2 separate regions of the Homo sapiens genome follow, and region 1 is linked to region 2. Evidence: read pairs that join two places in POLR2A ChIA-PET (ENCODE). Cell type or tissue: Panc1. All regions are shown on one strand. Links, peaks and the distances in the headings refer to the core of each region. The heading gives the core; the rest is flanking DNA.

Evidence for each region. ChIA-PET counts read pairs that join two places held together with the same protein. Peaks named below come from ENCODE experiments on the same cell type or tissue, not always from the same donor. Only the 100,000 strongest peaks of a DNase experiment are listed, where the experiment ranks them.
Region 1: POLR2A ChIA-PET joins it to region 2 with 15 read pairs; 3 of 35 experiments call an interaction of 5 or more read pairs at or near these places.

Annotation. Positions count from the first base shown.
Region 1 is chr7:137,961,952-137,977,616 of GRCh38, reverse strand. All of the region lies in intron 1 of CREB3L2 (cAMP responsive element binding protein 3 like 2), which reads left to right. Among named protein-coding and RNA genes, the nearest start is that of CREB3L2-AS1, 16 kb to the right of the region's middle. In Panc1, for the core only: no CTCF peak of the experiment used is centred there; no DNase peak of the experiment used is centred there; H3K27ac peaks cover 1,654 bases.
Region 2 is chr7:138,018,871-138,034,535 of GRCh38, reverse strand. It overlaps LOC124901752 (a long non-coding RNA gene), which reads right to left. Exons shown (of 3, transcript XR_007060551.1): 3 at 12,623-13,349. It also overlaps the pseudogene LOC100128052. Among named protein-coding and RNA genes, the nearest start is that of CREB3L2, 25 kb to the right of the region's middle. RefSeq lists an enhancer at 2,097-3,296. In Panc1, for the core only: no CTCF peak of the experiment used is centred there; no DNase peak of the experiment used is centred there.

The DNA.
Region 1 (15,665 bases), core at 5,116-13,115, 57 kb after region 2:
CAAGATTTGTGGTTACATATGGTTATCTATCTGTCTAGATAGATAATCTATCTGTCATTTATTGCCTTCAAAATGAAATTAATTTTCAAGGTTTTTTGGAAATGGCTACTAATGATGTAGTTAGATGCCCAGTGGGTTATACCAAGATTCTTTCCTGAGTCACTATTTGTCATTCCTTTTTCCCAACCCTTGTAAGTATTAACTGTCCCCACAGTCTTATTTTATAATCGTTGTGTTGTTGCATAACCATTTCACTTGTGTGCTTTGGGTCTCTTAGAGGACAGACGTGGAGATGCTGCTTACCGGTAGCTTCTGCCACCTCGGCACTTTGGTTTTGGACTGTCTGGACTAGAAAATCTAGGCAGGGTTTATTGCTAATCCCACTTTCTTCCTTTTGCTGGATTTTGAGAAGCCCTGCAACCCCATTTCCATGCAGACTTCCACTGTGGTTGGGAGTCAGAATAACGGGGGAGGAACCTGGGAAGGATGGTGGGAGGTGCAGGGGCAGGGGCCGTGTTTAAGTGTGGAAGCTCAGGGGGTGTCTGTCTTTAGACCTGAATTTCCCCTTCTGCAGCCTCATTTCTAAAGGAATAAAGGGAATTTTCTCTTTCCACCTCCCAACCCATTCCTTGGCCTTTGCTTCATTTGTCGATGGTTGATGTTGTGTGTGGGTGTGTACGTGCAAGAAGATGGCAGGCTGCCGTCTGCGTAGCCTATATAGCTTATGATGTTCCACAGGCTCCACCCACTGGCCTCTCCCACTGTCTCTGGGCGGGGCTCATGGGAGGCAGAAGCATTCTCCCCTATCCCTTTGGTTGCACATTTGAATTACTTGGGGAGATTTTTAAAAAATACTAATGCCTGAGCCCCACTCAAAACTGACTAAATTAAAATGTCTGGAGGTGGGGCATAAGATTTTTTAAAATAGTCTCCAGATTGGATTTGTGTTTATATATACTGAGGTCTGCAACTTACTCTGTAATGCATAAAAAATAAAGTGGGGTGATGGATGAATATGTCAATGGGTAGGTTTGTGATAAGCAGGAACAATGAAATATTAATGGTGTTATTTAGGCAGTAGGCATATGGTATTCATTATAAAATTCTTTCAACTTTGCTCTGATTTGCATATTTTAAATTAGAATGCTGGGAAAAAAACAAACATAACCACTTCTCCAGATGATTGTAATATGCAGCCAGGTTTGAGGATCACTGGACGAAAGGATAAATTAACGAGTGGCCACTGCATTGAGGTGCTTAGGGCAGGAAATTTGGGGCCGATGCCACCCAAGGCTTGAGTGTGGAGGTAAGTGGAGAGAGACTACATTAGTTCTCTGGGTAAAGGGTGTTAAATAAGCAGATTTTGGCACATGCCTGGTGGCTGGGTGGCCATATATTTAGGAAAGGGACCCCAAGGAGGTCCAACTGAGAAAGTAGGTAAGAGCAGACTCCTGGCTGATAAAATATCCATATTGAACCCAATACTTGGCTAATCAGAGTTCTGAGGGCCATTGGGCCACATTATTAGCAAAAAGAAAGAGATGTTTTTGAAAGATGCTGATTCCCTAATTGGAGATGATGTCTGTGGAACATCTGGTTCTTACTTATGGGATCAGACTCTTGGAGCAGAGAAACATTGAGGGTCATCTGGCTCGGCCTCCCACTCAGTGTCTTTCCCAGTGGCCTGAGCTGAATTGTATTGGATTTATGCAGCTGGGTGGAATGATTCTAAGGTCAGCCTTTTAAGGGCAAAACTACTTTGAATTCCAGAGAATGAATATAGTTTAAAACCGTTTTCCTAAAAGAAGAATAAAAGCTGTTTCATGCAAAGCTTGATTGTCTCTCTCTTTCCTGCTGTTTAATTAATTTATTTACTTCTTTTTTAATTTTTAAATTTAGTTTCGGGCTCTAACTGAATCTTTCCTGCTATTTTACAATTGGATGTTGAGGTGCTGGAAGACGCAGAGAGCATCTAGGAGAAGTATGCCGTGTGCTACTTGTGTTTTACTTCCCATGCAGTCATGGGTCCTGGTCCTCCCCGAAGTGTGCAGAATGAAGTCCCTTTCTAAAGCTTTTAAGAAGTACAGAAGCAAAGGCTCTTCTGTCTTGCCTGTGAGGCTGGGGAACAAAGGACAAAGGCCCTTTAAAAAAGAGAGAAGGGGCGAGAGTCCTGCAGATGTGAGGTTGCAGTGTGTGTCAGCCCGCCTGGGAGCTGCAGCCAACTGATTGCAGAGGCCCAAATATGGGACTCATTTGTGGGTTCTGCAAGAAGAAATAGCCTGCTGGTTATGAGTAACCCTAAGTCCCCTTCTGAGAGCCTCTTGGGCTCACAGCAAATTCAATCTGTTCTCCTGGACTTTTGGAGCTTTGATATGGATTAAACTCCTCCTGAGTTCTGTACAACTGATGGCCTTGTTGAGTTTGATCTATAGCTTTTAATGTCAGAGAAATATTAATTTCCATGCCCTTTCATCTTTTAAAGTAACTAATATTTTTATAATGCTTTACGGTTTATAAAAGATATTCATATACCTTATCTTTCTTGATTCATGCAACTTTCTAAAAGGTCTGAGTATTTCAAGGCTTGATGCTGAAATGTCATTTCTTCTCATTCTGTAACTGTCTCTTGGGCAACACTCCAGTTGGCATCTCTATCATGATGGGCCCATAATTTATATCTTTAGCCTGGATCTGTCTCTAAGACCTGATTATCCAGTTGCCAGCTTGTCTCTCCACTGGACTATCTCAAAGGTTCCTCACCTTTCACAGGCTCTACCCCAAACCTGTTCCCTATCTCCAGCAAATGGTGCAGTCAAACATTCACTGGGGCAGGCCAGGCACCTAGGAGCCGTTCTTGATGTCATTCTCTCCTAACTTGTATCCCATCTGTCACTCAGTCCTGTGGCTCTTCCCTCTTGAATAGCTTGACTCCATTCACTTCTTTCCATCTCCTTGGTCACCTCATTAGAACTGAGCTATCCCTGTCTTTTGCCAGGACTATTGCAGTAGCCTATTAACAACTTTTCTCATATCTGTTCTCCCTTCTCTCTCTTTCGTGTCATCCCCAAGTTTAAGAGAAATCTTTTCAAAGATTTCTTCCCTGACATCTGATCTCTTCCCTGACAATCTGCGCTCCATCCATGAGTCCCCTTCCCCTTTTTAAGATCTTTAAATACATTTCTTCCTGCCATGGGGCCTTTGTACATGCCGGTTGGTCCTGGTTGGAACACTCTTTTCACCCTTTTCCCTTTGCCTGGTGCTTAGCCTTCAGATTGTGCTCAAGCCTTAAGGAAACTCTTCCTGCTTTTAGAGATCTGTATTCCTTTATTTCAGAGGGGTTATAATATTTCATGTTTTTGATTCATTATTTTGATTGTTTCACCTTTTCTCTCCCATTATTGTAAGTTCCAATAGAGCAAGGGTCTCTTTGCTTTTCATCACCGTTGTACCTCAGTACCCAGCTCTCAGGAATATTTGTTCAATGAATGAAACCAATGGGGTAGGTAGGACAAGTATTTTTATTCATTTTCTTTTTACACAAGGAGGTTGATTTTTTTTTTTTAAAGAGCAGATGCTTGGCATTATTTTATTTCTAACTTTATAATATGGATATTTCTGCCTCTGATAGGTTCCCTGTGCCATCATTTCTCGGTCTTGGCTCGTTCCAGATTCACTTCAGCAGAGACAATGATGAGCAGTTATTGGTTTGGAAATACTCCCCAGAACATGCAATGCCAGCTCATAAAATGTTTTCAGGTTGTTGGAAATCTTGTGAAAACGTGCATAGTTAACTATTGGAGAATTTAACTGTGAATATGAATGGGGGAGCCATTCATCAGAAGCCCTGTCTGAATAATTGATTAAACAATGCCAGGAGGTGTGTAAGAGAAGGATTTGAAGACTGAGTTGTAAAACTATGGCTGACTAGTAGGGTCCCTCTTGGCAGTCTCACTTTTTTGCCTCGTGGCATTAGGCATTAGTGTCTCAGATCCATCATAATAAGTCTCTGGGCTTACTAACTGTGATCTTGTGTCGGATGGGCCCTGTGCTGCTACCTTCTTGACTTTAGGATATCTCTTGTTACCTTTTTGCTACTTGCTCCCACCAAGGAGCACAGCAGACTCCAACTCACTCTAGGTGAGCTTTCCTCTAGCTCCCGAGGGTCATGTGCCTCTCCATTGTGTTCAAAGAGAATAGGCGCCGGTGGGCCGCTGTCTGGGAAACTCTGTGTTCCTTGGTGCGGTACTGAACCTATTTAGTTAAACTTGATCAACTTTAGCACACCCTCACCAGGAGTGTGTGGATTCTCCTTGGGACCCAAGTCTTCCGTACAAGGCAAACAAGTTGGAATGGGGACTTCTATGATTAAGGTCATCGTTAGTTGAAGAATTTCAAACCATTTTAGTTTTTCATGATATGCTATTTCTTTTTTTTTTTTTTTCATTATTATTACACTTTAAGTTTTAGGGTACATGTGCACAATGTGCAGGTTAGTTACATATACATGTGCCGTGCTGGTGCGCTGCACCCACTAGATATGCTATTTCTTCAATTTCTCATGTGGATTTGGGGTGTGTGTGTCTGTGTTCTCTCATGTGTAAATATTTTCATAGAGGCCCTGAAGCTTCTTTCCTATATAGGGATTTGGGGACATTCCCCCAAACAAGAGGACTTTGTTACCAGGGTGTCCATTCTGGGGCCTTGCTGGTATGAAAATGCTCCCTGGGTTGATCCACAGTGTATTTATTCATGAATGTTACAGGTGCCTTAGAGTTTAGTTCCCTTAGGTGACTGTGGAATTTAAAATAAGAAATCAACCTTTATCCTAGGTTTTTCTTTTTCTTTTCTCTCTCTCTCTCTCTCTCTCTCTCTCTCTCTCTATATATATATATATATATATATATTTTTTTTTTTTTTTTTTTTTTTTTTTTTGTAGAGACGGGGATCTCACTGTGTTGCTCAGACTGGTCTCAAACTCCTGGCCTCAAACTATCCTCCCACTTCAGCCTCCCAAGTAGCTGGGATTACAGATGTGAGCCACCAAACCTGGCTTCCTTTTATTTATCAAGAAAAAAATACTGTTCTTATTGTTCATTACAAAAAGAGTATTACCTCATTAAAGAAACTAAAAAACAAGCAAAAAAGACATCTCTCTGTTTTGTTTTGTTTTGTTTTGTTTGAGATGGAGTCTTGCTCTGTCGCCCAGGCTGGAATGCAGTGGCATGATCTTGGCTCGCTGCAACCTCTGCCTCCTGAGTTCAAGCAATTCTCCTGCCTCAGCCTCCCAAGTAGCTGGGATTATAGGTGTGCACCCTACTCCCGGCTAATTTTTGTATTTTTAGTAGAGACGGGGTTTCACCATGTTGGCCAGGCTGGTCTCGAACTCCTGACATTGTGATCCGCCCGCCTCAGCTTCCTAAAGTGCTGGGATTACAGGCCTCCCAAAGTGTTGGGATTACAGGCATGAGCCACTGCGCCCAGCCAAGACATCTGTCAAAAGCTCATTATGCACTCCCGAAACTGCTGTTAATTTCTCTTGTGTTAGAGTTCAGATTTTTTTTATGAATACTTCTTTTACATAGCTATTAATAAAACATATTCATATAACTATTGTGCCATGCCCTTTTGTATTTAATAATGGACATTTTCCTATTTTAATACTTAGCCATTATTTTTTTTTTTTTAAGGAAGTGAACAAATGAAAGAATGGCTACTCCATAGACAGAGCAGCCTATCTATCACTTTTTAATGGCCGTGTATTGTTCATTGAGTGTATGTTTTGTAGGTTCTTAAGTGACATCCAATTATTAGGATTTTAGGTTATTTCCCATTTTTCCCTCTTTTAAATAAGTTGGCTTAATGTTTAATTAATAGTTTTAGAAAAATGGAAAGAGCAAGAATATACATTAGAAAACAGACCCTGGCCTTTTTTTTTTTTGTACCATCCAGAGAAGTTAATGATTAAGGTAAGAACTTATGATAAGGTTATTTACAATGGGGAAAGAGATCCAGGGGATTCGGGTTGCAGAGAGTAAGGACCGGTGTTTTGTGTGCACTCACACATCACAGCCTAGCCGCAAAAAGATCAAGTTCTGCGGTGTCTGCAGTGTTGCCTTAGTGTCCTTCATACAATGTCTCCCCCCATCCAAAATTTTTTTTTTTTTTTTGAGACGGAGTCTCGCTCTGATGCCCAGGCTGGAGTGCAATGGCGCGATCTCGGCTCACTGCAAGCTCCGCCTCCCAGGTTCACGCCATTCTCCTGCCTCACCCTCCCGAGTAGCTGGGACTACAGGCGCCCGCCACCACACCCGGCTAATTTTTTGTATTTTTAGTAGAGATGGGGTTTCACCGTGTTAGCCAGGATGGTCTCCATCTCCTGAACTCGTGATCCGCCCTTCTTGGCCTCCCAAAGTGCTGGGATTACAGGCGTGAGCCACCACGCCTGGCCCCAGTTTTTTTTTTAAACATAATTCTGACTCTGGAAATAAGTAGGCACCTTTAAACTCTGTGTAGACTTGATTTTGTTTTTTCTTGAAGTTTGTGTGTATCTCTTAATATGTGTGCTAACTTAATTTAGGGTCTAGGTTCATGCTGATGTTGGAAGCATGCCATTCTCCAAGCTTTTTAAAAATATGGATATTCTTAAGTATCTCACACTGAGGCACCCAGCTATAAAGTAACCGTAGTGTAGGTAGGTGCACACTGCATAAACACTTCTTCTGTAAGCTGGAGAAATAGCTGGAGGAGAAATCTGTTCTTAGAACAAGGCACATGCTGTTGGTTCCAGACATTCTTTTTAGTGGAGGATACAAAAGTGTGTTTAACGGTTGCTGGCCCCACGCCTGCTGTCCAGCCCTATGGAATGTGCTCTGTCTGGGCCACACTGCCAGTCATCAAGGCAGTTACTGTGAGGAAGGAAGAAGCCAGCTCTTCAGTTCCTTGACCTGAGCTTTTCTGGCCAAAAGAAGGAATCTGTTTTGAAGATTAGGTTTCCCACCTGGATCCTGCCCACCCCACCCACCCCCTTCTGTGAACTGTCCGGCTTATCGAAGAAGACCCATTTTTCCTTCTTACAGTTGCTGTTTCTTCATTGCAAGTGATTCACCCTGAACGTAAAGTTAGGAAACTTAGTTTATAAGGAACTTTATTTGGTGGAGAAATGTCACCCCATTCTCTCGTTAAAAGATACGATGTCTGGATTGATTCCAATATCTGTGGTTTTTGGCACATGCCATCTTTCTGAAATTGCTTCTCTGTGTTTTATGTAAGAGGAAGAAAGAAAAAGAAAGTTCTAAAACAAAATGGTCAGCTTATTCTTTGGAATTCTATTTGGGCAGTTTAAGTGAGGATAGTACTATACATCCTGTCTTTTCTTATATCAATAATAATAATAACTCCTGTGACTTATTACATTTAACTCTCATAATCAACCCTTTGTATTCAATACTGTTTTGGGCACCATTTTACAGATGAGGAGACTGCGGCTTGAAGAGGTTAAGAAACTTGCTCTTTAGATGGTATTCCAGTGTAGGCAGCCTGACTCCAGAGCTGGATGATCTTCTAACCCCCCCATAACAGTGCTTTCAAGTCATCTGGAAGAACTTATTATGCAAATTAAAATACCCTGGGCATCTGGAAAACATTTGTTTCTTAGGTTGTGCCTATTTCATAATTTCTTTTCTTTTTTATTTTGAAAAAGTTCAAACCTGAGAAAGGTTGTAAAAATAATACAGTCAAGACATATATCATTTGACTAAATCCATCAGTTGCTAATATTTTACCATATTAACTTATTTTTCTGTCTTTCTGCGTATGTGTATGTTGTGTGTGTGTGTGTGTGTGTGTGTGTGTGTGTTTGATGACCCTTGAAAGTTAGTTGAGACATTATGACATTTCATCTCTAAATACTTTAGCTGGTATCTTTGAAAAAAAAAAATTCTGCTAAACAACCTCAATGAAAATCATAGGCCGGACGCGGTGGCTCACGCCTGTAATCCCAGCACTTTGGGAGGCTGAGGCAGGTGGATCATGAGGTCAGGAGATTGAGACCATCCCGGTTAACATGGTGAAATCCCGTCTCTACTAAAAAATACAAAAAAAAAATTAGCCGGGTGTGATGGCGGGCGCCTGTAGTCCCAGCTACTTGGGAGGCTGAGGCAGGAGAATGGCATGAACCCGGGAGGCGAAGCTTGCAGTGAGCCGAGTTCGTGCCATTGCACTCCAGCCTGGGCGACGGCATGAGACTCTGTCTCAAAAAAAAAAAAAAAAAAAAAAAAGAAGATCATAATGCTCAAAAAAATTTTACATTAATACACTGCTATTATCTAAGGCATTCATGTTCAAATTGCCCTAGTTGTCCCCAAAATGTCCTTTATAGCCACCTCTTTTTCTGATCCAATTTATCAAAAAGGAAACTTAGCTTTTATGATTTGTAATCTTGATATCATCATGCACATTCTCTTCTCAGACTGGGAACAGTTTTCTTTGGCTTAACTAGGAGACCAGGGATCTTGCTGGAGTTCCAGATTTGAGCTCTCTGCCCTTCCTGACTAAGCAGCCCCACAGTGTCCTCACTTGACACATGCTGTTTTATGGGGCGCCACGTCTTCTTCGTTCCTTCTCTCTCCTCTGATCCACTTTTTTCCTTGACCCTATTCTTCTCCTTCGTTTCTTTCTTCCTCATTTTCTTTTTGCCCCTTCTCACTTTCTTCCTTCTTTTCTCCAACCCCCTAGGACACACACAAGACTTGTTCTTATGTGCTGTAATTGGAAGTTGTAAATCAATGGGGTTGAAGGTGGGAGCCACCAAATTGGATTCATTTATGAGTTGGGATAGAGAGTTGGTGGCGGGCCTGAGCTGATGGTATACTGGGGACTGATCCAGCTGTACCCCCCATTGGAGGAGGTTCAGCTGGCTTGAAACAGTGTGAGGCTGAGAGGATACAAGAGTGGCCAGCTCCACTATTCACAGTAGCAAAGACTTGGAACCAACCCAAATGTCCATCAATGATAGACTGGATTAAGAAAATGTGGCACATATACACCATGGAATACTATGCAGCCTTAAAGAAGGATGGGTTCATGTCCTTTGCAGGGACATGCATGAAGCTAGAAACCATCATTCTCAGTAAAATATCACAAGGACAGAAAACCACACGCTGCATGTTCTCACTCGTAAGTGGGAGTTGAACGTTGAGAACACATGGACAAAGGGAGGGGAACATCACATACTGGGGCCTGTTGGGGAGTCTGGGGCTGGGGGATGGATAGCGTTGGGAGAAATACCTAATGTAAATGACAACTTAATGGGTGCAGCAAACCCACATGGCACATGTATACCTATGTAACAAACCTGCACGTTGTGCACATGTACCCTAGGACTTAAAGTATAATTAAAAAAAAAAAAAAGAGTAGCTAGCTCCAGTCCAGGGCAACATCAGCTGTGGAGGACAAGGAAGGGATGGGGTGTGCCAAAATGGGGTAGAAACGACGCTGTGTTGTATTGGAAAGAAAATAGACTTTAAAGTCAGAAAGAAAGGTGAAAATAGCAAGCTTTTACTGACTGGCTGTGTGATCTTGGGAAGGTTATTTAACTCCCTAAGTCTTGTGTGCTTCAACCACAAATGGGAAGAGTATAACCTACCTTGCAGCATTGTGTTGAGGATTAGGGATAATGCGTATTAAAGCAGAGATCCTGGCACACGGTGGTGCTCAGTCAACAGTGGCTGTTAGGTATTTACATGGTGTCCCAGGAAGTGGATGGGGCATCACAGTGAGGGGAGGTGATGGTTGGAAGTTCATGCAGGTGGCCAACATGAGGCTGAGCTGCCAGTGGTTAGAAGGATCTTAGGAATGCAGTGCAGGGCAGGCTTCCTGTTCCTGGGAGGGAAACTTGTGAGTCAGTTTCCAGCGATCGGGAGCAGGGGCCACAGGAACACTCCAGTTCAGAGACATGGGGCTTGGTGTCTGGGAGAGAATCGAAGAGCCAGAACCAAACTGTCTGATCAGGTTCAAATCAATAGCAAGGGCACTTGCGGCTGAGTCATCCGGAGTATCTCTTGTTTTGGGTTAGCATTAGGGAGAAGCTAGGGTTGGGGGAGTGACTGTGGGAGGAGGGCTGGGACTCAAGCTAAGCCTAGTGTTTGTTCTCCTTTTACATCCGCTAGTAGTGTGGTGACCATGATAACATTCCAGAGGCTCTTTTCTTCCTGAGTCCTTGGCCCAAAGTTAGGTAAATTGTCTCTAGGTAGATAATGATGTCCCGATAATGAGCTCAGAGTCCAAACTGCTAGGCTGATGGAGATTCACTCACCTTTTGCCTTGGTCTGCTCAGGCCACCTTAACAAAGTACCATAGACTGGGTGGCTTAAACAGCAGACGTTTATTTCTTACAGCTCTGGAGACTGAAAGTCTGAGATCAGTGTGCCAGCATAGTTGAGCTCTGGTGAGCGCCCGCTTCCTGACTTGCAGACAGCTGCCTTCTTTCTGTGTCCTCACAGGGCAAAGAGGAGTGGGAAGGAGAGGAAGGGAGAAAGAGAGAAGACTGAGAGAGAGAGAAGAAGGGGAGAGAGAGCAAGCTTTCTGGGCTGTTCTTATAAGGGCACTAATCCCATCATGGGAACCCCACCTCATGACGTCATGTAAACCTCCCAGAGGCCCCATCTCCAAATACTATCACATTGGGGGTTAGGGATTCAATATATGAATTTTAGGGGGACACACTTTCAGTTCATAACACCCTCCTTCCATGCCCTCATTCCCAGACACTTGAGAATCCATGTGTAATGAGAGTGTTACCTTGAGGAGTATGCGGCTCCTGCGTATTATATGGAGGCAGAGACAAGGATTCAGAAGCACAGTTCTAGCAGCTTGTCAGTAAGCCACTGCAGGGGAGCTTTGATGAACTCTCATATGGCATAGGTCCTTCCTTTCTACCTACGATTTTTCTTTTTAAAATTTCCTTATTATTTTTATTTGAGAGGCATGAACATGAGGCAAAATATGTTATTTCCTGTTCTTTGTAAAATCTCCAAATTGAGCTGTCTGTAGTCAAAAGTGAGGTAATCTTCTTCTTTTATCCAAAAGATTAACTTATTCTGAGCTTTCCTTCTATCTGAGTCGTGGCTAGGATCAACATACACTTCTTAAATATTCCAATTCCATATCAAGGATAGTGCTCCTCCTTCTCCCTGAGCCACTGGAGGGAGCACCAATGTATTAACAGTTTTCTTTGTTGACTGAATTTGCTTTTTTTAACCTGCTTTCTGAAAGTGCATCACATTACCATCCAAACTTATTGGACATAATTTTTTAAAGTATGTAAGCAAGTAACATATAATCTATTTTACAAATTATGCAGTAAGACATAGTGGGATATAATTTAAGAAGATGCAACTAGCCCTTATTTTTCCACTCTCTGGAGGAATTTCATAACTTTTCACATGTTTGCACTTCCTGTCTCTGATCTGTATCTTCTTTGGCTCCTCTGTCTTGATGCCCCTCCCAACTTCTGTTCACCTAAGTCCTTGATGCCATCAGTGAACATCAGATTCCTTCTTTGGAAGACCAGTGGTTCTCAGAGTGTGCTTTATGGACCAGCAAAGCATACGAGAACTTGGTAGAAAGACATATTCTTGGGCCCCACTGCAGACCTACTGAATTAGAAACTCTAGGGTGAGATGCACCCATTGTGTTTTAATAAACTCTCCAGGTGATTGTGATACACCCTCAGGTTTAAGCATTCCTGCCCTAGAGGAGGAGGCTAGATTCAGTAGGTGTTTCTCCCAGTTGCCCATTTTGACATAAATAATAGCACTTTGTTTTGCTCCTCCTCAGGCATAGAATCCCATAGTTTTAAGTGGAGTGGGATTTTGAGTGGACGTTACCCTGGTCAACTCTCTTTACCGTAGAAGAGAGAGCTTTGCAGATAGTTGCAGTGTTTGGCTGGAGAACCTAGGGCTTTCTATGTCCTTGCTTATAACATGGGCTGTGTCACTTCCTTGAAACTTTAATCAGTGCTTCCTGAGACCAGGGTTCTTTGTAAAATAACTTAAGGAAGTATTCCAGAAGAACCAATAGCATTGGTCTACTCACCTGTGTGTTCTATTAACATTTTAATATTAACAATATTCTGATATTTCAGATGTAGATTGCAAAGCCTCACAATCAAGGGGCTTTTGTCATTGATTCGATTTAATTATCCTAAGGGAAAAAATGGAATGCTTAAACTAGCAAAAGTTCACGTTTCTGTCTTTTTGGCCATGTTTTCCTCAACGAGTGTAAATATATTTGTGCGCATGTGTGTTGATACTGCGTGTTGGAAAGACAGAAGGAGACAGACTAAATTTCTGTTTATAGAAAAATCGTAAGTAATCTGAGGAAGCAGTAATTACTGGAGTTGGCAACAGTTTGAGCACTATCCTGTCCCTTGATCTAACTCTGGCTTTAGAGATAGTTGAATTTAGAATGTTACCTTATGGGCAGTTTCTTTATCTATTTTGTTTCCCCGGTTGGACAATCTCTGTAGTAGAACTAGAGTTTGGTCACTACTTGTATTAGTCTGTTCTTACGCTGCTGATAAAGACATACCTGAGTCTGGGTAATTTATAAAGAAAAAGAGGTTTCATGGACTCACAATTCCACGTGGTTGGCGGAAGGCAAAAGGCACGTCTTACGTGGTGGCAGACGAGATAATTGAGAGCCAAGCAAAAGAGGTTTCCCCTTATAAAACCATCAGATCTCATGAGATGTATTCACTACCATGAGAACAGTATGGGTGAAACCGCCTCCATCATTCAATTATCTCCTTCCAGGTCCCTCCCACAACATGTGGGAATTATGGGAGCTCAATTCAAGGTGAGATTTGGGTGGGAACAAAGCCAAACCATATCACTACTGGATTATGACTCTCTATAATTTGAAAAGAATGGTAGAATTTAAAGAATTTGAAAGCAGTCCGTTTGTTTTCAATATTGGATTGTTCAATATTGATTACCTTGCATATCATGCTTGTTCCCTCCCCATCTTTGTGGGAGTGCAGGAGGCACAAAGAAAGCCTTTAACTGAATGATCTGGTTTTTCTAGATGGCTTAACATTTTTGTATTTGATGGGTCAATAGCCTTGGGTGCTTTAGTCTAGATGCTGAGTGCTCAAAAGGCTAAACACGGAGGAAAACATTCCCCTGTCGAAACACATGATTGATTTGGTAGTGACAAGTGTTTTGGGAGCCAGAGACATGCTAGTGGGTTAAGCAAGGGTTTGTTTGTTTGTTTGTTTGTTTTGCTTTGTTTTGTTTGTTTTGAGAGGAAGTCTCGCTCGTGTCCCCTAGGCTGGAGTGCGATGACATGATCTTGGCTCATTGCAACCTCCATCTCCTGGGTTCAAGTGATTCTCCTGCCTCAGCCTCCCAAGTAGCTGGGATTGCAGGTGCCTGCCACCACGCCTGGCTAATTTTTGTATTTTTAGTAGAGACAGGGTTTCACCATGTTGGCCAGGCTGGTCTACGAACTCCTGACCTCAGGTGATCCGCCCGCCACGACCTCCCAAAGTGCTGGGATTACAGGCGTGAGCCACCGCGCCTGGCCGCAAGTGTTTCTTTAACATGGCCATCTTAAAAGGGATAAAGGATCTTCTAGGAATTTATTTCAGCTGAAAACAGATTGTGATACATTCTTACTTTGGTGTTGTCATCATTTGTTCATTTCTATTTTTTCTTTCTTTCTTCAACAGATATGTCAAATACTATCCTAACATTGAACAAAATAAGTTGTTTAAAAAAAAACACCAAAATAAAAAAGGCAATAACTATTTTTAAACTTATAAAAACAAATCAAGTTTGGCTTGACATAATTATCCCTGGACATAATTATCCCTGCTTCGGCAATTTAGGGAAGAGGATTTCAAGATTTCAAAAGATCCTGGGGGAAAATTAGGTAAGCTCCATGGCCAGAGACTCTAATATAAATACAGTTCGTGAAGGAGGAAGTTAGAAAAACATTTAAATTTAATCCAGTAAAAATGAACAATAAAAACAAAGATGGGAGGGGTGGATCATGATACCAGAGAGTGACTAGAGACATTTTGCTCAGAATTTAAAATAATGTATCCAGAAGCTAGAAAGATTGATGTTTACCTTAGGATAAATACAAAATGGCGTGAATTAGAAATCAGTTTAAGGACTAACAAAGTCAAGTACGAGGTGCCTGAAAACTAGAAAGAAGTGAATACCGTACTGGTTTTTGAAAAGGGAAAAGCTTGACATTAATACCTGGAAAACTGGTGGAGCTGGTTATTAAAGAGATCCTTTGTGAATAGGAAGAAAGCAGTGCTGACTAAGTGGGAACAGGGACTTGCTAAGAGGTCCTGAAGAGCAGGTAAATTCTGGCTTAGAGCCTCCGGAGAGGGGGATCTTTAAATGAGCTCTGTTTGCTCAGCCTTTTTATCAGCATATCTGAGGATGACATAGACCATAACCCTTATCTAGACTTTCCAGGCGTTGCAGGCTTGGGATCCAGAAGGAACGTGAAGGAGGGGGGCTGGTTGAGTGAGATGAAGAAGGAGGGAGACATCTTCATGAAGATCCAAGGGCCCCAAAGCTGAGAGGGACTGCTGGGATGTCAGATGTCAGATCAGTATCCAAAATCACCTTGCTGTTTAGGAAAGCTGGATATGCAGACCAGTGAATGCAGAGAGAAAGCAAAGAGGTTTGTGTGTGCTGGGGGATGAGTGCGAGGATGGAAGGGAGTGGGAATTCATTTATTGATATATACATACAGAGCACTGCACCCACTTTGTGCCAGGTACTGTGTTCTGGGTGCTGTTGTAGCAGTGAATCAAGTAGACAAACGTTCGGCCCCCATGGAACTCATGTGTAGTGCAGGAGATCGGAAGCAAACATACATGTAATTTCTTAGGGGGCGATTCATGTTATGGAGAACAATAAACCACGATGGGGTAAGAGAATGCTGGTGGGGGGTGGGAGGCTCTGACTGGCTTACACAGGGTGGTGGGGAGTCCTGCCTGATGTTGTGATATTTGAGTCTGGGGGCAGTGAAGGTGCAATCAGCCCAGATGGCTGGCAAAAGTGGTTCCCCAGGGTGTATGCTGGAGCTGGGAGAGGCAAGTGTGCCTGTAGCAGAGATCCCTCAGGGAAGGGGAAGGAGGATGGTGCGGGAAGAAGCTCAAGGTGAGAAGGCAGAGAAAGGGGGCCTAGAAACCCTTTGTTCATCCTGATGAGATTCAGGATTTGAGTAGAGGAGGGACAAGATCTGGGAATACACACTCAGGATCCTTCTTGATGACAGCCTTCCAATGCTTTAAGGGAACAGTTCCAAAGTCAGAGCCATGGCCATCTAGTGAAAGGTACCAAGAGACAGCTTTTAGTTCAGTGTATGGCAGCTTTAGAATTCAAGTCGCCCAAGCAATGGTCTGTGCTGCTTCATGAGTTTAGTGTCCCTGGATTTGCGCTTAAAAACCACCAGGGTCCATTTCAACGTGAACATTCAGTGAGTCTTCCCCCTTGTTCTACAAGTGTTTCCTGACATTGGTCCTGACTTCGGTGGGGTCGCAGATGGGGAAGAGCAGAGCAGGCGCGTGGAGGTGCAGGGGATGCTAGGAGAGGAAGTGGAGGCTGGGTTCATGGAGACACAGGGGAGCAGTGTGAGTT
Region 2 (15,665 bases), core at 5,171-13,170:
TCAGGAGCGTGAGGTGGGAGAATTGCTTGAACCCAGAAGGCAGAGGTTGCAGTGAGCCAAGATCGTGCCATTGCACTCCAGCCTAAGTGCCATTGCACTAAGCAACAGAGTGACTCTGTCTCAAAAAAAAAAAAAAAAAAAAAAATCAGGTAACACAATACAAAAGCAAGCAGATTATGATATGAGAGGACTTTGTCTGTTTAAACTCTTGGGGGTCATAAAAAAAACAGAGGTTTTGCCCCAAAAAGGAGTCTAGCACCTTCTGTTTTCTTCAAGGAAGCCCAGGCTGTTAGAAATTATTTTAGTTTGGCTGGGCATGGTGGCTCACACCTGTAATCCCAACACTGTGGGAGGCCAAGGCAGTCAGGAGTTCGAGACCAGTCTGGCCAACGTGGTGAAACCCTATTTCTACTAAAAATACAAAAAAATTGGCCAGGTGTGGTGGCAGGCACTTGTAATCCCAGCTACTTGGGAGGCTGAGGCAGGAGAACTGCTTGAACCCAGGAGGCAGAGGTTGCAGTGAGCTGAGATCACACCATTGCACTCCAGCCTGGGCAACTACAGCAAGACTCCATCTCGAAAAAAAAAAGAAATTATTTTAGTTCCCTCATGCAGCAGAGGGTGGCAAGAGGAAGGAGAGACAGGTAGAAGTAAATGGAGAAAACATAATTCAGTCAACTGCGAAGAAAAAAACCTTTTTCTCAAAAAACAAGACCCTAGAGAGAAAGAAAACATAAAGGCCTTTTAAATATATATATATACATTATACATATTATATTATGAATTTTATATTATAGATAATATATAAATATGAATTACATATTATATAGGTAATATATAAATATGAAAATGCACACAGAGACACATTTACATCTTGGATATTAGCTTTTAATTAAGCAGACTTTTAACCTTTGAGCTCTTAAAAAATCCTTTTAAATCTCAATACCATTTTTTAGCTGGGACAAACTACTGATATTTCAAAAGTAACAGAAATGTCAAGCCAGAGATAACCTGATTTAGGAACCAACCCAGGCTGTCATGGTGAAAAACAGGGTGGAATCTTAGCTACTGATTACAATGTGAAGTCATTGCTCTATCAGTTTGGCTTGGCTAGCAAAAGGTGGCCTAGTTATGCAAATGCAGTCCCTCAAGTAGTAAAACTCTTTCTTTTTTTGCTGGCCGTTTTTTTTCCCCCCCGGCTATGGGAATTTAGCTAATTCAGAGGCTTTGTTCCGCATAATTTGGAACTTTTTTTCAGACTTGATCAAGTTGGGTAGAGTTGGTCAAACCCGAAGGAAAAAGATCAAAACAACAACAAAAACAGAAACAAAAAACAGTTAGCAAAACAAACAATTGCATAATTTATACAATAACTGAATACTCTAATGGTAAGGAAAAATTAAGATCAGCTGGTTGTTAATGTTAACTTTAGTCATTAAGGAGAATTTCCAAGACAAAACCCAAATTCAGCTACTTATCTAGGAATGGGGCCCAGGCTGAAGACTGCGCTCTACCATCTTAGAAGCAGGAAAAATCTCAAACATTCCTTCCCTGTTGGAAGTGAGCTGAAGCTCCAGGAATGAGTTGGCTGCTCTCCATCGTCATGGAAGCAAAAAAGCTGGCCTTCTTGTTGGAAGTGAATAAAACTCCAGAAAAAGGAGTTGTACAGCAAAATAAACCTTAAATCGCAACCAAATTTGGGGAGATCAAGGATTCTGTGGAGGGGAGTAGCTCCCAGACCTCAGCAAAATGTCCTGTTGGTTTGAGCAATAAAGATATTCGTTCACGCTGGTACCAAGCACCAATAGGAGATTTGTCAAAGGTAAGGGACACCTCCACTCAGAGTCCCTTACCTGGGTTGCCAATTTATAAACCAAAAAGTATTCAAGAGAGGTCTCAATTGATTAGAACTTTATTTTGCCAAAGTGAAGGATGTGTGCCTGGGAGACAGGCCTGTTTCTTTCTCCAAAGATGATTTTGAGGGCTTCAGTACTTAAAGGGGAAAAGCAGGCTGGAGGAGACAGAGGGAGGATATGGTCACATTACTGAATCCACATGTTGTAAGAGAAAAAAAGTAGGTAGGGGAATAGTCAATTATGTATTCATCCTGTGCTCACTATACCATAAGGTGACCACAGAATAGCTACTTGTGGAGATTTTTAACTTATCTGTAGCTTGCTGCTTAGTAACAAAATGGAAAGTAGCTTCTTGCATGACTCAGTTTTCAGGTTAATTTTTTTTTCTTTTGGCAGAGTGAGTTGGGATCCCAACTTTCTACTTTCCTTTCACAGATCATATATTTAAATGTGAAAAGTAAAAATATAAAGCTGTTTGGGGCTCAGAAACCAATACCTCCAAGTATGGCATTTTGACTTGCTGAACTGAAAAAGCCTCAAGGTCTCTTTGACCTTCCCCTGTCCTCCACTGCCTCTCCCAAAGAAGCTGACGTTCCTTTATCTGCCTAGGATCCGGATCCAGCAAGGAGGACAGTTCTTTCTTCCGCTCCGTTATCTCATTATCTATTGCAGAAAAGACCCAGATGTGACCATACCTGAGAAGACGGTATAAAGACTGTCTCCAAGGATCATTTAAATTCCAAAGAAAATGATTTGCAAGTTGATCTCTGCTCCCCAATCCAATCATTCTCCCTATCAATTATTTATCGCCCCTCAGTGGAATTCCTCTTCTACCTGCTCCCATAATCTATGTTACCAGGGTACAAGCCCCCATTCTTTGTATAACTTCAAGACAGTATATAAGTTTCTATAACTCAAAAAGTTTCTATTACTCACTGGGAAGTTGGGTCTTCATTCTGAAGGCTCCTATGTAGACACATTGAATTAATTTTTATGTCTTTTCTCCTCTTAATCAGTCTGCTTCATGCCAGTGATTTTTCAATGAACCTTTAGTGGGTGAATGGCCATAGCCCCCACAACATGGCAGTGTGAGCAGGATGGTCAAAGCTATGCTTCTGTCCTGGAAGCTGCATTGAAGAGAAACCAGGAACCTGGGCAAAGGATTCCTTTACCCGGAACCCGGAAGCAAAGGGGTAAGAATTTCTTACCAGCCAGGGGGCCTCTCTCCCTCTGTGCACTCCAGCCGATGAGATGGTAAAAATCACTGGTTGTCTCCTCTACATGGTTTTGATCAATGGGAAAAAAGAATTTGTGTGACAAGCCTTGGGTTGTAGTGACTCTGGTGTACATGTGGTATGAATATTCATACTGTTTGACCCACTTCCCTCGCAGAAATAGCTTTTTTTGTTGCTCTTTTCCTTTGTCTTTTTCTTTCTGGGTTGTTCCGTCATAAAGAGGGGTACCGTAGGGGAGAACATGAGCCTAGAACCCCTTTAAACCCACTGTTCAAGAGCCTGCAGACTCATCAGTTTTCACAGTTCTATGTTGTCATCTGTAAAGACAAACTTTGCTGTAGGTCCCAGAAATAAAAATCAGATGAGAGTCCCCTCTCATCTTGTTTTATGGCCTTGAGAGCTTGATCTTGTGACTAGATGGGGGTACCCTCTCTTGGTCTCTGCCATCCGGACTGCATGATTTTTTTTTAAATTTTAACTTTTATTTTTGACACAAGATCTCATTCTGTCATCCAGGCTGGAGTGCAGTGGTGTGATCATGACTCACCAAAGCTTTGACCTCATCGGCTCAAGTGATCCTTCCACCTCAGCTCCCCAAGTAATTTGGATTATGGGCACGTGCCACAATGCCTGGCTAATTTTTTTTGATTTTGTGTAGAGATGGTATCTCATTATGTTGCCCAGGCTGGTCTCGAACTCCTGGGCTCAATGTTGGAGGTGGGGCCTGATGGGAGGTGACTGGATCCTGCCTCAGCCTCCCAAAGTGCTGGGATTACAGGCATTACACTGTGTCCAGGAAGAGGGCATGAATTTTTGGGTTCATATCAGGGGACCAGTCTGAAAGGACAGGGAGTCCAAGATGTAATATTTTAAGCAGCACACTCTTCATCTCAAGGGTGTCAAGCTCTTAGGGGAGTTTTGTCTTAAAAGGTCCCGTCTCTATGGGGCTTCTGTTGTGTAAACCAAAAAGTATCTGAGACAGGTCTCAATCAATTTAGAAGTTTATTTTGCCAAGGTTAAGGACATCCTTGGAAGAAATAAACATGGAATCACAGAAACAGTCTGTGGTCTGTGCCTTTCTCTAGCTGTGATTTTGAGGGCTTCAGTTTTTAAAGGGGAAAAGTGGGCTGGAGGGGAAAGAGGGAGGGTATGGTAATCCACATGTTGCAAGAGAAAAGCAGCAGGCAGGGGAATTTATGCATTCAATTTATGTATACAATTATGTATTTATCTCATGATCAGTAAATCAGCACTTTACATAAGATAAGGTGAACATAGAGTAGCTGCCTGAGGAGATGATTAACCTTTTATCTGCAGCTATCTGCTTAGGAACAAAAGGCAAGGCAACATCTTACATGACTCAGCTTTCAGGATAATTTTTTTCTTTTGGCATAATGAATTAGGGCCCCAAGTATTTATTCTCCTTTCACATTGTCTTTTGTTACTTTAAGTCTATTTCTGAGAGTAAGTTTTTAATGATCATGGGGATTGCTTCCTCGACGCCCTCCCCAGGAATACCTCTTGCTTATGTAGAAAAAAACCTGGAAAGTTACCACCTGGGCTTTCAAGAGGCTTTTGCATTGAGTTACTATTGGAACTAAGTACACCACTGAAAATAAAAAAGATTTTATACATTTCTTATTCTAAATAATTAATGGGAAAATCAAAAATTTTAAAAGGACATAGGCTAGTATCATGGCTAGCCTTAGAAATTCTCTTGATAAAATTAAAAAGAGTGAAAAAAAAAAGTTTTGACCTGAAAGTTAAAATCTTTTGCAAGTTCAAAACTGCCTGCTCTACATTCCCTCCGGGAAGATCAGTGGAGAGCACCTGATGTGGTTTGGATGTTTGTCCTCTCCAAATCTCACGCTGAATGTGATTCTCAAAGTTGGAGGTGGGACCTGGGCGGAGGGAGGGTGATTGGATTATAGGAGCAGATCCCCCATGAAGAGTTGAACACCATTCCCTTGGTGATAAGTGAGTTCTTAGTTCATGCAAGTTCTGGTTGTTTAAAAGAGTCTAGGATCTCTCTTCTTTCTCTCTCTCTCTCTCACTCACTCTTGGCATGTGACATGCTGGCTCCCTATCACCTTCTATCATCATTGTAAGTGTCCTGAGGCCTCACCGGAAGTAGATGCCAGCACCATGCTTCCTTTAAAGCCCGCAGAGCCATGAGCCAATCAAACCTCTTTTCTTTATAAATTACCCAGCCTCAGGTATTTCTTTATAGCAATGCAAATACAGGCTAATGCACCACCCCATGCCGTAGTACAGTAGCTAAGTCTCTCCCATTTGACTAATGCTGCGTGGGTTCAATACCCAGCCAGGGAATTGCCATTTATTGATCCTTTTTCCTTCCATGGACAGTTTCCGATTTCTCGTCCTGTGTTTTCCTTTCTCTGAGCTATCTCTAGGGTGATTCTGGATCGTGTAAAAATTGTTTGCCACCTCTTTGGAGATAACTCGTGCACCCATGATTAAGTCATAATTTTGATTGAGACCCTTAGAAAGATACCTTTGGTAAAGAAACTCAAAAGCCAAAAATATCGGCTGTTGTCCTGGGTAAAATCTGGTAACAGGAGACTTGAAAGAATTGTTTTTTTAAAGAGCTCTGTGGCTAAAAATCAGCTTAATTAAAAGCTGATATTCAAGTGTTCTCTCTCTGTCTCTCTCTCTCTCTATAAATATATACACATATATATATACGTGTGTGTGTGTGTGTGTGTGTGTGTGTGTGTGTGTGTATTTAAAAGGCCTTATACTTTTCTTCCCTTTTTTTTTATTCTATTTTTGGGAATTTTTTTTTTTCAGATGACTGAAACCTTTTTAAAGAACTCATGTGTTTGGTTTCTATGTTCACTTCCTTTTCTTAAAAATTGTTCTTCAAGTTAGTTTTATTTCACCCTATTCTTCATATATTGTAAATTCTAACAGCCCGAGAACCCTTAAGAAAAACAGAAAAAGGTGCCACAGACTCCTTTTTGGGAGCACCTGCTTTTTTTTCCTCTGGGAATCCCAAGTTGTAAATGGACATAGTCCTCTCAGATCTAAAACTGTTCTTTCTGTATTGTGTTATGTGGTCTTTTTGGCTTTTTGGGGTACCAGAAATTACTTTGCATTGCGCAAAAATAACCTTGGTGTATGTAATAGTTAAGTAAGAGATACACTCTTAGAGATGGCTAGTGGTAGTTACTTATAGTGAATGGTTATTACTCCAAGGTGCTACTTATTTTGTGGCACATTTGGAGGGGGAAAATGTGCTTTTGGGTATTTAAAAGCTACGTAAATACCCCCACTCCCCAATAAGGGATAAGACTCCCATGGGGGATGGCCTGATCACACAGTGGGCTGATCAGTGTTGAGCTGTCCACCAATCTTGGGAGAATGTCCCTGCAGTGGAGTGTATTGTAAAAGCATTGCACTGTCACATTCCACTGTATCCCCCTCTTTTTGGGGACCCAAGATTCAATGTAAAATGGGATCCTTGATTTTGGGGCATCTGTGTTCTGCCTTCCAGCTTTGCCTACTTGTTGCATATTTAAATATTAAAGCTGCATGCTTTCCTGGCCCTTTCCTTACCGAAAACCAGTTATCTACATAGGAAATAAGTTAAGTTAAAAAGCCAAAATACAGGCAGAGCCCAGTGGCTCACATCTGTAATCCCAGCACTTTGGAAAGTCAAGGTGGGAGAATCACATGAAGCCAGGTGTTTGAGACCACCCTGGGCAACATAGTGAGACCCCACCTCTACCAAAAGAATTTAAAAATTAGCTGGGCATGGTGGCATGCCCTGTAGTCTTATAACCAAAGTGGAGGCTCAGCTGCTCACTGCCAACAGAGTCCATTGAATAAGAGTGAGGTCTGGTATAAAGAAAGTGATATTTTATTCTGAAGCTAGCTTAGGGGAAGAAGTTATAACGCTTCCTGCCTGAGGGTACCACTTTTCTTTTGGATCAGAAAGCAAGCACTATTAAAGGGGGCTTAGCATTAATGGCACAAGGGGTGGGAGGAAGTGAGCAGGTGAGGGGTTGGCATGTTAGCTTAGTGCCATATCTACCAGGTGATCGAGCTGGTGACTGCTGGTGTCTCCATGGGCAGGCATAGTTTGGGTTGTAAATTGACTGTTATCTCTCGAGGCAACCTCCTGGTGGGTGAGATTTCCTTCCTGGAGCTCCTAAGCATATAGTTAGGTGAATTTGCCCTGTAGGGAATGTCTGGTGAAGGGGAGGTAAAAGGCTATTAAAATTTAGAAATCTGCATTTCTAAAGGACTAAGTAAAAAGTGGGGAAAGGAGGAAAAAGAAAAGGAGAGAAAGAAAACAAATAAACTATTTCTTAGGAAAATGGGAGTACTTGGTTACAATTCCCCACTACCAAGTTCCCTTCCATCTCTGTGAAATTGGGGTACTGTATTTATTCTGGCTACTTCCTGCTGAAAGACAGTGTAGTTATTGGGTATTGGTATGGAATTGATCTGTTTGGATTTGGAAATATTCATGAATACCTGGACTTTACAGATGATATTCGTTGGACCATTATGGTGCAAGTTCCGGAAAGTCTCTGGGGAAAGCCCGTCTCGCATTCCCATATGGAGGGTGCAGCAGCAGTAAACTCCACAACAGAGGGATATGCCTATCCTTGAAATCAGGGCGAATGTTACAGCCAGCTTTTGCTACCAGGATGGTACTGACCTGAGTCAGGACAGTAATCACTGGTCTAGTGACAATGTGGAGTCAGACAAAGCTTTGATTTGTTGGTATGTATCTTGCAGGGCTATCTGAGACATTTCCCAAATTTACTGGGATGTATACACAGCAGTTAGTCTTAATTATCATACAGGTTGTCCACTGCCCATCATAACTGGATATAATGACAGGTTGGCTAAATATGTATTTAACAGGTTACAGGAAGAGCTATGAATACTCATGAACATTGTCATAAGCACTGTCTAGTTCTTGAGAATGGATCAGTTTAGTTAAATATCTGTGTCCCATCCAGGAGGTGGCATTGCAGGTGGGCTAGGCCTCTACATGTGATAAAGGCAAACAGATTATTAATAAGAGTCATTTCTATGGAGACAGAAGAAAAACAAAGGTTAACACTGAGCACAATTTATTCAGATGTTAGACTCAAAGCATCTTTAGTTACAGAAGAGGAAGGCTGTGGTAGTCTGACATGTCTTTCTCATCTATATTACAAGGAATAATGTAGTAGTAATTTCATTGATTCCAAGTCAGAAAAATTTTCAAGCAATAATTTGGGACTTGAAGCCTGGATGGAATTCAGGATTCAGTCCAAATTGCAGAAAATAAAAACTCACAAACAAACAGTGAACACAACTAGACTCTAACAACAGGTGTGCTATGTTTTTTTTCTAAAACATATTTTTTTCTCTCTAGTTATTTTTACTAAAGACAAGTCATTGTAGAACCAATTTATTTGCATAATAAATTTCAGTCTTATCATCTGTGGCCTGAATATTTGCATAAAGTATAGCAAGAATTATTACTTGCCACATAGACTCTTTCTAAAATTGACTTTGCTGGTAGTGTTTGATTCCTTTATTCCATAAGGAATCTCAGATTAGATTTTTAAAGACTTGAGCCCAGTCATGGATTTATCTGTACCTGCAAATACTTATATGAGTTGGGGGAATTCCTCTCCTTAAGGCCCCAAGGTAATTTGGGGCTCCTGGACCTGTCAGGTGACATTCTTTACTTACCACAGGTGAGGAACTCTATACAAGGACTGTGTAGACAAGGTATGAGGCCAGTTTTCCCAAGGGGCTTTTATTGGCTCTATAAGTCAACTGTGATTACTTAAAGCAGTCTGTTTATACCTGAAAGTATGCCACTCTAGTCAAAGCCTTGGTAAAATCACCAGGGTCTCCAATGGTGTCTTGTTACAAAAGAAAAAAGATTCTTATTGAACTTGTGCAAACAACTATACTGCCATAAATTAAGTACACTTACAAATAGTTTTCAAATTCTGAGGAAACCAGGTAGACAGAAAGAAATACGCTCTAAATTTTACTCTCAAGAATGTAATTTACCCAGTTGCTAAAAGCTGCAAACAGTACAAAAGACAAAAGGTTTTCTGAACTCTGTGAAACAAAAGAATTAGCAATGTTTCAAACAAAAAGTTGTAAAAAGACTATTTTGGTCTTCCATTAGTTCAGTCTATGTAATTAACTCCTGTCCTGCTTGACATTTATGAACACATTAACTCTCTATGGCAGTCTTGGAAGTTTTTCCCTCTATTCTAATGTCACAATTTTCAAAGTTATCAGAAACTTAAATTCCAGGGCAACTCTCAGAGTCCTATAGCTGATTATAAAACTGCCTATGAAAAGAATCAGAGTGAAATAACAATTGGCAACTGCATACAGAGGGGTTTGAGGCTCCCTTTCCTTTGGGGATTGCCACCTCTCTCCCCTAGCCTAACAAATAACTCTGCTCACCGCCACTCAGGCCTGCAAAATGAACACCAGGCCACCGGGGCCTGAAGAGTACTGGAGCAAGGGGGTTGCTCGTGGCAGGGTCAGGGGAGGGGCTGCCCAGGCCGAGTGAGGGGCTAAAGTCTCAGAACAGCTGTGGTTAAAGTCTGATCACCTTATGGCACAAAACAATTTAACATAACAATTATAATTGTTACTGATAATATATAGACATATCAGAATTATAGGACATATCAGAATTATGGGAATCCTATACAATTTTGGAACACATGCTAATAATATATTTATATGAATATGACCCAAAGAAAGTTTAAACACCATTTTATATTTGGCAATATTTTTTGTATGGTTTTAGTATGCCAAATAAGCCAAATATGTCTCTTTTGGACTTTAGGGTACCTAATATCTAAAAGAGTTAGCCAGATCAAAGAAAAAGCTTAATTTAGAAGTTGACTTTGGAAAGTTTGTCAAATATCAAAGGTTTAAACACTTACTATTACAAAATAGAATCCCAGGTCACTATATGTCATTTATTTAGCCAATGATATCCCTCCTTCTCAGGATGAAGATATATTCCTATCTTATGAAAACATTCAAGTAACACCCTGGACATTTTCATGTTACTCTCTTTTTTAGTACCTGGTGATTGGCTTTGGTTAGATTTTCTATTTTAACCAATGCTTCTTCCTGTTCTTTCATTTTTAGCTTCTCTTTCAGTTTCTCTGCTTTGAACAGTTAGGTACAGTCATTAAATAGCTTTTGGTTCATCTGCATGAAGAGCTTCAGTGTGTTGGATATCAAGCCATGTATTGTCTTGTTCCAATGGGTCTTTGAATTGCAGTACAAGCATGGAAACATGATCAGCAGAATCTTTGCTGCGCTGTTACTGATTAAGCTCATAATGTATTCATTATTCCGGTAATAGAGCGCTTGCTCTGCCACCTGGAAGTGTGAGCTGGAGACACATTTGGCTAGCTGCCAGAAGAGAGGTTCCATGATCTTCCAAATTCCAATGGTTCAATTATATCTAAAATTTCTTCTAATTTGTTTAAGAAAATTACTTCTTTTGGACTGTAAGTCTTTGGCCCATATTTGAGAAGTGCCATCACCATTGATGCAGTGAGGGTGCTATCCTTTTCTAAAAACTGTACTACACAATATGCCAGCTGGGGATGGTAGACTCTCAGAGATTTCACTTTGTGCAAAGGTATAGCACCTTGACTAAGAAAATCTGTGCTCTTCTTTTAGTGGTAAAACAAATCCATTAATCATATTTCCCAATATATCTAGTAACTCTGCTATGTCATCATGATGCTCTGTTTCATAAATAAACCTATAAAATATATTATGTATCTGTTTTCTGATATAAGCTCTCAAGCCCAAGAATTTCCCATAGATTCTGCAAAGGCTGATTTTAGAAAAAGCTCTCTCCCAGGCCAGGCACGTGGCTTACACCTGTAATCTCAGCACTTTGGGAGAGTGAGGTGGGTAGATCACTTGAGGCCAAGTGTTCAAGACCAGCCTGAGCAACATGGTGAAACCCTGTCTCTGTAAAAAAAATACTAAAATTAGCCAGGTGTGGTGGCACGTGCCTGTAGTCCCAGTTACTCAGGAGGCTGAGGTGGGAGAATTGCTTGAACCTGGGAAGCGGAGGTTGCAGTCAGTGAACTATAATTGTGCCACTGCACTCCAGCCTGGGTGAGAGAGCAAAACTCGGTCTCAAAACAAACAAACAAAAAACTAAACAACAACAAAAAACTTCCCTGAGGATCTTCACTGTCAAAGCACTCTAAAAGCTGCAATACAAACTTCTGATCAATATATTTCTTTGCTGTATTAGGTTGGAAATCTGGAAACTCTAAAAATCTTTTTTTTTTTTTTTTTGAGATGGAGTCTCGCTCTGTCACCCAGGCTGGAGTGCAGTGGTGTGATCTCGGCTCACTGCAAGCTCCGCCACCCGGGTTCACGCCGTTCTCCTGCCTCAGCCTCCTGAGTAGCTGGGACTACAGGTGCCCGCCACCACGCCCGGCTAATTTTTTGTATTTTTAGTAGAGACGGGGTTTCACCGTGTTAGCCAGGATGGTCTCAATCTCCTGACCTTGTGATCCACCCGCGTTGGCCTCCCAAAGTGCTGGGATTACAGGTGTGAGCCACCGTGCCCGGCCTCTAAAAATCTGAAGAAAAATTCATAAACGAGCTGTAAATGGGGCCAAGTTGCTTCTAACATTGGTTTGTTTTTCTCTGGGCCAGATTCAGCTCCTGGACGATAGAAGGTGGTAATGTTTGAAACATGTCAACTTCAAACATATGGACTACTTCTGGGTAAACAGGCTCTGTGATCCTATTCCAATGATGGGTGATAAATTCTTCCATTTCACTTAAAGTAGCTCATTGTTCTTCCTTCCACTTTAAGTCATTTCATGGATCAGAAACAAAGTGGAAGAGGACACAACACTGATGTAACTTCCAAATAAAAAGTGTCTCTTGATCAGCAGGAGGAACATCATTTAAAGATGGTAGTGTTTGAAGTTCTTTATTATTGCTTGTGCTAAACCTTGACGAATTTTGCTGTTTGTCTTTCTTGGCTATGGGCTGAGAGATTGGTACATTAATTTTAGCAGATACTGTAGATGGGACAGCAACAAGGCTATTTTTCCTGAAGGAAGTTTGCTCTGATCTTACTGTGTCTTGTCCTTTTAAACTTTTTCCACTTTTCCCTGTTTTTGGTGATTCTTTTTCTTTTTATTCCTGTGCCACCCCCCAACACCCCGCCCCGGCCCCACCCCCACCCCCACCACATCATTGCCTGCTCCTCGCAGCAGCAGCGCCCCCACCTCATCATCATGTCTCCCTGGCCACAACCACCACCACTGCCATCAGGGGACTGAGTCATTCACTGTTCTCATTCCCCTTTTCTAGGCTCCCAGAGGCTGCGGTAGCTGTGGTGGCAGCTCAGAAATTTTTAAAAAGCAAAAATGTTGCTTGTTGACAGAGGGTAAAACTCAACTTTCCACACAAGACCCAATAAAGACAGCATGAGGCCAACCCGAATCTGACTTTTCTCTCTCTCCCTTCTCTTTTTTTTTTTGATTGTTTATTTAAAAGGCAAAACCAAAAACAAACAAACAAACAAACAAAAAAAACCTTTCATTATCTTTTAGTAATTACATGAAAATCTTGTTCAAAAGAGAAAGCCAAATTGCATCTTTGCATTAGTGTACTATTCTTAATAAAAGGCCCAGGGGTGGTGGCTCACACCTGTAATCCCAGCACTTTGGGAGGCTGAGGTGCGGATTGCTTGAGCCCAGGAGTTTGAGACCAGCCTGGGCAACATGATGAAACACAAAAAATACAAAAAAACTAGCCAAGGATAGTGGTGCATGCCTGTGGTCCCAGCTACCTGGGAGGCTGAGGTGGGAGGATCACCTAAGCCTGGGTGGTTGAAGTTGCAGTGAGCTGTGATTTCACCATTTCACTTAGCCTAGGCAACATAGGGAGACCCTGTCTCAAAGCCAAAAAAAAGGAGGCCCAGTGTGGTGGCTCATGTCTGTAATCCCAGCAGTTTGGGAGATTGAGGTGGGTGGATTTCTTGAGCTCAGGAGTTTGAGACCAGCCTGGGCAAACATGGTGAAGTCCCATCTCCACCAAAAAATACGAAAATTAGGTGGGCATGGTGTTTTGTGCCTTTAGTTCCAGGTACTCGGGAGGCTGAGGTGGGAGGATTGCTTGAGCTCAGGAGGTGGAGATTGCAGTGATCCAAGATTGTACCATTGCACTGCAGCCTGGGTGACAGAGGGAGACCCTGTCAAAAAAAAAAAAAAAAAGCTTCATTAAACCTTATAAAGAAATCTATCCAATTTTAATTAGTTGACCATAAGGTAAAATTCCCATAAACCTTTTATAAGCCTTTACAATATTTTGTTAAAGAAAAAATCAATGCTCCAAGAATACCCTGTTATCCAGACACATGGGCCCAGATTCTGGCTCTGAATTAGGTGTGGCTTTATTTTAATACTGAATTTACAGACGAATTGAAAAATATCCTTCAAATTTTAGCCAACTTGCTCATACTCACAGAACTTCCTTTACAAGATCAATCTTTCACAATTTACAGCTTGTTTAAACCTTCAGTTTTCTCCCGTTATTCTTTTAGGTTAGGACAATCCTTAAAACCTTCTGAATTAGACAAAATTACATTGGCCGGGTACAGTGGCTCACAACTGTAATCCCAGCAATTTGGGAGGCCAAGGTGGGAGGATTGCTTGAGGCTAGGAGTTCGAGACAAGCCTGGGCAACATAGGGAGACCTCATCTCTACAAAAAAATTTTAAAAAATTAGCCAGATGTGGTGGCACACGTCTGTAGTCCTAGTTGCACATGGAGCTGAAGTTGGAGGATGGCTTGAGCCAGGGAGGTCGAGACTGCAGTGAGCCATGATCATGCCACTGCACTCCAGCCTGGGTAACAAAGCGAGATCCTGTCTCAAGAAAAATAAAACCGAAAAAACCCCTAAATATTCCCTTTAACAAAGGCCATACTTCCATGCCTTCTTATAACCTCTTACCAAAAGTACGCTCTACTTTCCTTATAGACCTTGTGTGTTAAACTGTTTCTCTAGTAGTTTCAAGTACATGTCACAGTGTTAACTCTTTGCAACTTTTATTTTTGGCAAAAGACCTGGTAAGTAAGTAAGTAAGTAACTGCGTACGGGATTGTAGAGCTCAGGAGTAAGACAGAGCTGCAGACAGTGTCTGACTCTTCCCAGCCTAAATCCTATCTAAAATCTGTTAGCTGTAAAGCGGACAAGTCAAATGATTATCAAAAATGTCGGCCGGGCGTGGTGGCTCACGCCTGTAATCCCAGCACTTTGGGAGACTGAGGCAAGCAGATCACCTGAGGTCAGAGTTCGAGACCAGCGTGACCAAGATGGAGAAACCCTGTCTCCACTAAAACTACAAAATTAGCCGAGCGTGGTGGTGCATGCCTGTAATCCCAGCTACTTGGGAGGCTGAGGCAGGAGATTCACTTGAAGCCGGGAGGTGGAGGCTGTGGTGAGCCAAGATCACACCATTGCACTCTATCCTGGGCAACAAGAGTGAAACTCTGTCACAAAAGAAAAAAAAATTGTCATAGAAGCAGTTTATGACATTAAAGCATCTAGCAGACAGTATCTGACCTGCCTAATTTAGACCAAATGTATAAATTTTGAAGACATCTTTTATTTTACCAATAATCTTGAAAACTATATTTATTTACCAAAGATTACTAAAGTCATGTGAACTAAAAGGCATTAAATTGCCTATTCTACTGACAAAATATTTGATTTAAGCACTTGTTTTTCTTTAAGTCAAATAATTAGAGCTCTTTTATATAAACTTCACATACACAATACATATAAATACACAGACAGACAGAAGATGATCTGGTAGTTTGAAGACTTTTCATTTGCCAGATTTTAAGTTTCTTCATTGGATTACTGGCTTCAGGGTGGAGCCCTTTGAGGAACAGGGCCGAGAAAGCGTGGAGTTTCTAGGGCCTAACATTTAATCGTGTGAAAAACAGGCATCACTGGAAAGCAGAACAGATTTCCAAAAACCAAGGATTCCATTTTCACACCGAATCCTGAGTCCCCCAAAATTGAAGGAAATGATACAGGAAAAGACAGTACAATGGTTTCACTGGTGCATTTCACTCCAAGGACATTCTCCCGAGGCTGACGGGCAAACCAAAGCCAATCAGGCCATTTTATAATCGGCACATCCCCCATTCCATGCCTTCTAGGTGCCAATAGAGCATGTTTTTCTTCTTGTTTAAATGCGAGAAGAAAGAAATACCAGCCTGTAGTAACGCCCACTCACTGTAAGCAAGTGCCATTAGCCATCCCTAAAAATATATTTGTTACCTAGCTATTACACACCAAGGCTGAAAGTTCTACTGTAATGCAGAGTAATTTCTGATGCCCCTAAAAGTCAAAAAGCTCAGGTAACACAATGCAAAACGGAACAGAGCCTTAGATTTTGATAGGGATCTTTCTACTCACAATTCTTGGAGTTCCATGAGGAAAACAGAGGCTTCTCCTGAAACGGTGTCCGCAGTGCCTCCTCTGTTTCTCCCAAGGA